Regions from separate parts of the Mus musculus genome. Here region 2 is linked to region 1. A link is a loop called in an ENCODE intact Hi-C map of the cell type or tissue named here. Cell type or tissue: heart. All regions are shown on one strand.

Evidence for each region. A loop is a pair of places that touch in the nucleus more often than their neighbours do. Peaks named below come from ENCODE experiments on the same cell type or tissue, not always from the same donor. Only the 100,000 strongest peaks of a DNase experiment are listed, where the experiment ranks them.
Region 2: it touches region 1 in a loop (2.0-fold over the local background); 1 of 42 quality-filtered maps calls a loop at or near these places.

Annotation. Positions count from the first base shown.
Region 1 is chr10:120,870,659-120,874,658 of GRCm38, reverse strand. It overlaps Msrb3 (methionine sulfoxide reductase B3), which reads left to right. Exons shown (of 7, transcript NM_177092.4): 2 at 3,508-3,624. The coding sequence starts at 3,549. Among named protein-coding and RNA genes, the nearest start is that of Gm15910, 15 kb to the right of the region's middle. In heart, a CTCF peak has its summit at 1,885 (motif pointing right); a DNase peak (open chromatin) is centred at 2,078; H3K4me3 peaks cover 963 bases; H3K27ac peaks cover 3,519 bases.
Region 2 is chr10:120,960,452-120,964,451 of GRCm38, reverse strand. The region is part of intron 1 of Lemd3 (LEM domain containing 3); the gene reads left to right. Gm50589 (a long non-coding RNA gene) reads left to right here. Exons shown (of 2, transcript XR_001779658.2): 1 at 1-4,000. Among named protein-coding and RNA genes, the nearest start is that of Gm50589, 3.9 kb to the left of the region's middle. In heart, no CTCF peak of the experiment used is centred here; no DNase peak of the experiment used is centred here; H3K27ac peaks cover 220 bases.

The sequences.
Region 1 (4,000 bases):
CAGCACACCTTTTTTTTCAGGAGAGAAAGAAGACCGTGGTGAGATCTGAGTGTTATGTTTTTAAAAATTGCCCTCGACAACATTCTAATTTGCAATCGGCTTTTGGCGTTGGGGGGAGAGCATTTCACCAGCTTGTGAAAACCCCTCACGTACACAGTTCTTTGCATTTGTTGGCGAGGGATCCGACCTTCAGGGCTGACACTTCAAGTCCACGGGTACAGTCAGCTCTATCTGGAACTAATTATCAGCTTGGTGAATTCTCTGGATTCCCTGGTAATGCTCTCTCTTGCTAGTACATTGTTCAACTGCAGGGCAGAGAGGAAAACGGGGGAGTCGGAGAAGACCCAAACCAAAACCACTCGCAAACTGAGTTCAGTCATGATCTGGACGTTAGAATTCTGAGGCAGTCGGGGTATTAGATAGGAAAGTAGAAATCTTTGAAAATCATAAGGTGTTTGAATTATCTTTGAATTTTTAGTGAGGGTGCTTTTCAGCATCCCACCTGTTACAGCCCTGGCTGGCAATCATACACTGTCACAGATTTCAATTCCTTTTAGCACCATTAGCAAAGCAGCTGGGGGAGACAACACTGGAAATGAGATGCCCAGAACAACCAGTTTTATAGGTTAATCATTTACATTGAGTCTTCTACTCAGGAAGTGACTGAGTGCTTGGTTGTCATGTGCTGGGTAGTGAGATACAAAAAGGTCCCCTCCCTGCCCTGCAGCGTTAATTTAGAAGAGGCAAGAGTGCAAACCACACCAGTATCCTGAAAACTGCCATAGGAGAGCCGGGGGCTCGTCAGGCGTTCTGTAGGGTCAGCGCTGGGAAAGCTATGCTGTGACCAGCAGATGGTGGGAAACAGTATCAGAGAGCATGGACTCGCAACGGAGGCTTGTTCTGGGGAAACCGTGAGCAGTGCATCCAGCAGGGCCATGGGACAGGATAGGATGTGGTGAGAAACACAGGAAGAAGGCATGGAGTTAGATGGATGGGGAGGAGGGGTCTGGGAGGACCTGGGAAGAGTTGAGCAGAGGTGAAACCAGGATCAGAATGTACTGATGGGAGATTTAGTTTTCGTAAATGTTTTCCGGCTCATGTAATACTAAGCAAATATCTGACAGCTAACTTTTTTTTAAAAAAACATATACCACATACTAGGAGAGGTCCCTTTAGCTAATTGCTCTTTTGAACTGCTATTTTAGAGTCGGAGAAGCAAAGGTAAGTAACTTGTCCAAGGTCATACAAGCAGTTACAGAGACAGACAGAGTTCCAGCCAGGCAGTCCGGCAACAAAGCTAGCACACATCCACGGTGACAGGCATCTTTCTGGGAATGGGTTGTGTATTTTACATCTGTCGTCAGGGTCCGTTTTCTATTGCAAGTGTAAAAATACACACTCCTCCCTCTCTTCCCTCAAAACCTCAGTCCCAAAATATTGTTTACCATGCTCCTGTTCCCGGACCGGACACATTAAAGGCGCATCTCGTGGGTGCTTCTGTTGGACGGAGCTAAGCAGGGCATGCAGACACAGGTGGGCAGAACTGCCTTTCAGTCCATGGCTCAGACACATATTCCCAGGGTGCTGGGCACTTCACAAGCATTCTGTAAACTTGCCCACCTTCTCTAACATACTTGTGAGCATTCACGTAATTAAGGCTGTATCAGTGCCCAGCCTATAACACGGGAGATTTGTGAGTGGCTCACACCATGACAGGTTGTGTTCCTTCGTTCTTCCACATCCGAAAAGCCAAGGTGTCTGTGTCAGTAACTCTATCCATTGCTGCACTGCTTGGTGTTAGTATAGCACTTCCAGGGTCGACTTTAAGCACCAAAAAGGAAACAAAGCAGTTTAAACGCCCCCAAACTGGGCAAGACCAATTTGCCACTAGATGGCGCTCTGGCTATTTGGGTAGGGGAAAAAAAAAAAAAAAGATCGAGTAAGGACTATTAAATCACAGCCACTTTGAGCCCCTGGTATTTGCAGTCCTAGGCTTTTAATTGTAGCCGGCATCTTTGTTCTTTGCCTGACCTGCGGAGTGACGTCACTGCCTTGCTTCCTGTGTGCTGGCTTTGACACAAGCCAGATGGCCACAGTGATCCGTAGGCGCCCAGGCCGCCTGGTACAGCGGTTGATGAAACGGAATAGGAAGGCATTTTATGGTCAGCTGCGGGAGCACTGAGAGGCCGCAGCTTTGCTAAGTAATTACATTTACCGCACATACTTTATCCCTCATGGGGAAGGGTCTCATGGAGGGGGAAAAAAAAACTTACATTTTTATTTACGGCGTTGTGAGGTATAGACCTTTGATCTTTTATTAGCCAGTAGTCTGCTACAAAGGCATGCAGTCTTTGCCTGCTCCGCAGTCACTCGTGAAAATGACATCTTTATTTATGTCTAACGGTTCTCAGGCTGCGCATTGTGATTCTTAGCCCCCACCCCCACCCCAACCCCTCCAGTTAGTAACACAAAAATGTTTTGCTTCTGTAGTGAGTTTAGTTTGGGAAAGTCAGAGTTCAGGCATGTTAATACAAGCAGATTTCGGTCAGATATACTCCAGAGCGACTTGGTCAAATAGATTACTGTTTATCACATGTTTGCTCTTCAAGGGGGTCAGGAGAGTCCAGGAAAAGACTTTTATTTCAGGGTAGGGAATGGAGGGGGTGGCGGCGAGGAAATGATCAAGACATTAGTTTCATTCCATCTTTGGACATTAGGCAGTTGAAGTTACTTAACACGGCGTTTTTAAATAAAACACGAGAGATTGATAATCACCCAGTATTCTTCAATCTCATTTGAACTTAGTCCACACCAATCACGGCCCTGCGTGAGATCTTTACGCACCAATCATGGCCCTGCGTGAGATGTTTACGCACCAATCACAGCCCTGTGTGGCATGCTTATGAAAACCCCACAAGCTGGACTTTTGTCTTAATATCGTATAGGTTGGGGATTCTTCTACGTGATTCATTTCTCAAGACTTCAGTAAAATATTTTCTACCCCTTTCAATGTTGGGTCATGAGTTCTACTCCCAGAATTTTATTTAGAGGTTAAAAATCATAGAATTAAACGAAAGGGCACCTTCCCTATGCCTTCTTCAAAGTTAACGGATTGTGGAGCAAAGTCTCATAGTCGTCCTTCATCTTTTGTTTTTTTGTTTTTTTTTTTTTTCCCTTGTCTTAAAGGGCAAGTCTCTACGTAAGGACACATTTTGGCTCTGCTGTTAAATGAGCGTTTCCCACACCACGTTTGCTCTGTGTCCTTGGATCTTCGAGCCTCGATTGCACTCACATATGTACTGGGGATAAAGCCAGCCTCCTCAGCGAGTGCAGGAATTCACAGTGGCAGGGAGAGTCAGCTGTCCATCCGAAACCGCCGCACTATGGTTTATTAGCACTGTGCGTGCGCTTAGCCCTAGGTCAACCCAAGCCATCAGTTGTTCCATGAGTGTGCCTACCGTTCCTGAGGTTTTAATTCGTTGTTTTTGTTTCCTCTTTCCTACTCAGCTTCTGCCGCTGCCTTTGCCTCTGCTGGAGATACCACAGCTATGTCTGCCTTCAACCTGCTGCACTTGGTGACGAAGAGCCAGCCCGTGGCCCCGAGAGCCTGCGGGCTCCCCTCAGGTTGCCAATTGTTGTTCTGTGGTAGGGCACCGGGCAGAGTGGGTATTTCTGCTGCAGGAAATGGTACACCAGCATGCTTTACTAAACTTGATCTCTTTTATTTGGACCCTAATTTAAAGATGGAGATTGGTTACAAACCCTCACCGTCCTCTGAGTGACACCCATTTCCATGGTCCTTTCAATATTGGAGGTCCCTCGCCCAGCACTCACTTGTCACCAGTGTTTCCCCGTGTCGTCTTGTTCTCCAGTGCATGGGTACACATCTACAAGTCAGTGCACAGGAGGTAGAACTTTCAGCTTGTTAAGGGAATGCCAAGCTTCTCGCTGTACATGTGGCCGATCCTTTAGGGAAAAAGTGAAAATGGGAAACTTTAAG
Region 2 (4,000 bases), 90 kb before region 1:
GTGCTCTCAACTGCTGAGCCATCTCTCTCTCTCTCTCTCTCTCTCTCTCTCTCTCTCTCTCTCTCTCTCCCCCCCCTCTCTCTCCCTCCCTCCCTCCCTCCCTCCCTCTCTCTCTCTCTCCCCCTCTCTCTCTCTCTCTCTCCCCCTCTCTCTCTCTCTCTCTCTCTGCATATCCCCACATCTTTCTTAAAGGTGTTTAATCTTTTGTTAGTTTCTAGAGATTTAAATAAGGGACACCGGCTTTCATCACTGCCTAGTCATGAATACTAGAAGAAAATAAATAAAAATATGTGAGCATGCCACTTGAATTCAGATTTTTTTTTAAAGATTTATTTATTATATGTAAGAACATTGTAGCTGTCCTCAGACACTCCAGAAGAGGGCATCAGATTTCGTTACGGATGGTTGTGAGCCACCAGCCCAGAATTTTTCTATTTTAAGTAATATGTTCCGTTTTAGTTCCATCAAACTATATATATCCTACTATAATCTATTTTTAAAACATCTGAATTTGGGCTGGCAAGATGGCTCAGTGGTTAAGAGCACTCATTGACTGCTCTTCCAAAGGTCCCGAGTTCAAATCCCAGCAACCACATAGTGGCTCACAACCATCTGTAATGAGATCTGACACCCTCTTCTGGTGCTGTCTGAAGACAGCTACAGGGACTGAGGGAAGCAGGGTGGACCAGAGCGAGCAGAGGTCCTAAATTCAATTCCCAACAACCAGATGAAGGCTCAGAACAATCTGTACAACTACAATATGTACTCATATACATAAATAAATCTTTAAAAAAAGAGAAATTCTAATAAGTCTTCTAGCCAGAACAGATATTGGAAGAATATAAGTAAATAGTTTGTTTTATATTTGTTCTTACACAGTTAACCCTACCAATGTGTCATGAGGCTTCTTTGGCCCCTGTTTCCAATTTATGAATGGTAATTCTGGTTCTTAAGGAAGAAAGGATACACCTGGTAAATGAAAACTTGTAAAGTTAAGATCATTTCTGTGACACAAACTATCTTCAGTTTTAAAGGGATTTTCAGAGCTGCATGCTTCATTGTGCCGCGGTGGAATTTGGGAGGGTGTTGTTTATCCAAGTTTCTTCAGGTGTAAGGATGGTTTTAAGCAACAGAGTTTAGCCAGGCAGTGGTGATGCACATCTTTAATCCCAGCACTCAGGAGGCAGAGAGACAGGTGAACCTCTTGAATTCAAGGCCAGCCTGGTCTCCAGATTGAGCTCCAGGACAGCCAGTAAGTGTTGGATGCAGAGATTCTTGGCTGTTCAAAACAGTGCATGTTGAGCTTTAACCAGATCACTTTTACTATCCCCTAGAAGGCTTAGGGAATATCATGGGAAATCGGATAGAAAGACTAAGAGGAGAGAGAGAAGGCTGCAGAGTGCTCTCTTCTGTGCATGCGGGAGGAGGTCATAGCAGTCATGAATCCCAGCAGCCCGTTGCTTTCATTGGACATACCCAAGAGCGGGCCTGGAAAGAGTCACAGATGGTGGAAGATCAGGGCCCACTCTTCCCTGCTGAATGCTTCTGGAGAAGGGAAGTCCTCATCTTCAGATGCGTGCACAGGTGAGCCCACCCGGATGCTCAGAGACCACCTGGTTAAGCTTGGTGGGTCACAAAACAAAGGCTGGAAGGGAGCCGGTGGGGAGGATTGACAGGAGTGGGCAGGTGAGGAGAGGGTGGAGCCTAGAGTGATCAGTGTGTTGTGTGGATGAAGTTGTTGAGGACAAATTTAGTTATCAAAAGGTGAGGTACAACAATCCCCAGCAGCTCTAGACTACCATCTCTCCTGTTCTCTGGATAAGGAAACTGAATCTTTGCAAAATTAAGAAACTATGGTGTGTATATGGCAGATCCAAGATCAGAGTGCAGGTAATTATCCCAGGGTATTTTAATTTTGGTTTGGTTTGGTTTTGGTTTTGGTTTTGGTTTTGGTTTTGGTTTTGGTTTTGGTTTTGGTTTTGGTTTTTCGAGACAGGATTTCTCTGTATAGCGCTGGCTGTCCTGGAACTCACTCTGTAGATCAGGCTGGCCTCGAACTCAGAAATCCTTCTGCCTCCTGAGTGCCTTCTTTTTACTTTTATATGTCCCTTGTTCCTTTACGTTTGTTCCTTACATGGTTGGTGTATAAGAGGGCAGTTGACTTAGTGAGTGTGTTTTTGTTTATCCTTTGAGAATCTTATCCGTGCAGAGGATGGGTCTTGATCACATTCACTCTAGTCCTGTCTCCGATTCCAATTTCATGTCTATCTTCCAGTCCTTTGTTTTCTCTCCCAGTTTCCTTTCGCCACTTCTGGTGAGTCCAGTTAGTACTGCTCACATGCTCATGGGTATAGGGCCATCTACTGTTGCACCTACAGGGCACACCCTGGAAGAAAACTGACTCCTTCCCTAGCAGCCTGTGGTTCTTCAGCTCTGGTGGGACTGTGAGCACACCAACACCACTCACCTGGTCTGTGCTGCCTGCCGTGCTGGCTGCTGTGATTGTGCGTGTCGATACACACAGCCACAGCCGCTGTGCGCTCTGCAGTCTAGTGGCCCTGCCGTGTCTGGATCATACTGTTAGCGGCAGTGCTCCCTGACTTCAGGATCCTAGCCGTCTTTCTGCTCCTTGAGCACTGGGGCAGGCGGCGTGTTAAAGAATGTCTCGTTTATGCTTGGGGATTCCAGACAGTTGTAGACATAGTTGTAAGGCTATCCCTTGGAGCATGAGTAACTAACTTGGCAGTAGCTACATCATCAAAGGCAGTGACTTTCTCCTTTCTAGTGGCCCTCAACTGCCTCAGCTCCCCTGGTCAGGATGGGGCCCCGTGCGCCTCCCCCCCCCCCCTTGATAGATAGCTGGATGTTTATTCCCAGTCTTGTTCTGGCCCTTTGCAGGCAGCTGCAGTTATTGTGAGTTCATGAGAGCTCTGGCCATGTTGGTCTCTGAGACAGTTTTTCATGGCATTTCTCTGCAGTCATCCAGCTCTTCAGTTCTTTCCACCCCTTCTTGGGTGCTCCCTGACCCAGGCTAAGCTGTCAGCACATTCTTGTTCTCAGCACCTTGATCAGCTATGGTTCTCCCAATTAGCTGCCCTCACCGTAAAGAGTCACTGCCAAGCTTGAGGTATGTCATATCCATTTAATAAAATAAGAGTAGTTGGTTCATTACCTCCCTGATCGTGGAATTTTGTCCAAATTTATAGTAATAGACAGAGCCTTTCTTCCTCCTGCAAGTGGACCTCAGTTCAAACCAAGTCAATTGGTGGTTTCTGTAGCAGCCATGCTGCTTTTGCACCAGGAAACACCCGAGCCTGTAAGTCGGTAATGTGTGTGTGTGGTGCAAAACTAATAGTGATCATTGTTTTAAGTTTTTTCCTCCCATCTGTCTGCATAGCAGTTTGAGGCACTGTGAAGACCAGCCTGCAGGGGGAAGGAAGCTTTCCACTCTGTTCTGGCCTGGCTCGTCTATCACTGCAACCAAGGTGTGTAGTGGCTTTAGCAGGGGGGTCTTATCATTCCACTCTTTGGGGCAGCAGAGGGAAGCAGCCATAACCTGGGTAGTTTTGAGGGTCTCTGTGGCTTTGCTAGCCAACAACACCAGGAGCTGCCCACTACCTGGTACTAAGATTTTCACTCAAAACCCAGAGCTTTGGGGTTGGCATTATCCACCCATGGATGTATCTGTTCTGTCTTTTTTAAAGTTTTTTGGTTTTGTTTTTAATTATACAGTAGTGAGCTTCCTTAGTTTTTGCTAACTTCTCCCCTGTATCCCATTTTCACCTTTCACCATTCCTGTTAAAACTTGCAACACCAAATTACATGTCACCTGTGCTCACCATTCCTGCTTCCAAGGCCTTTTGCCTGCATCCACTATGCCCCAAGTTAAATCTGAAAATTCCAAGCTATGATCTGCAGTTGAGAGAAACCATGTGGCGGTATTTGACGTTCTGGGCCTGGCTAGATTACCTCACTCCGTACAGTATTTTCCAGTTCCATT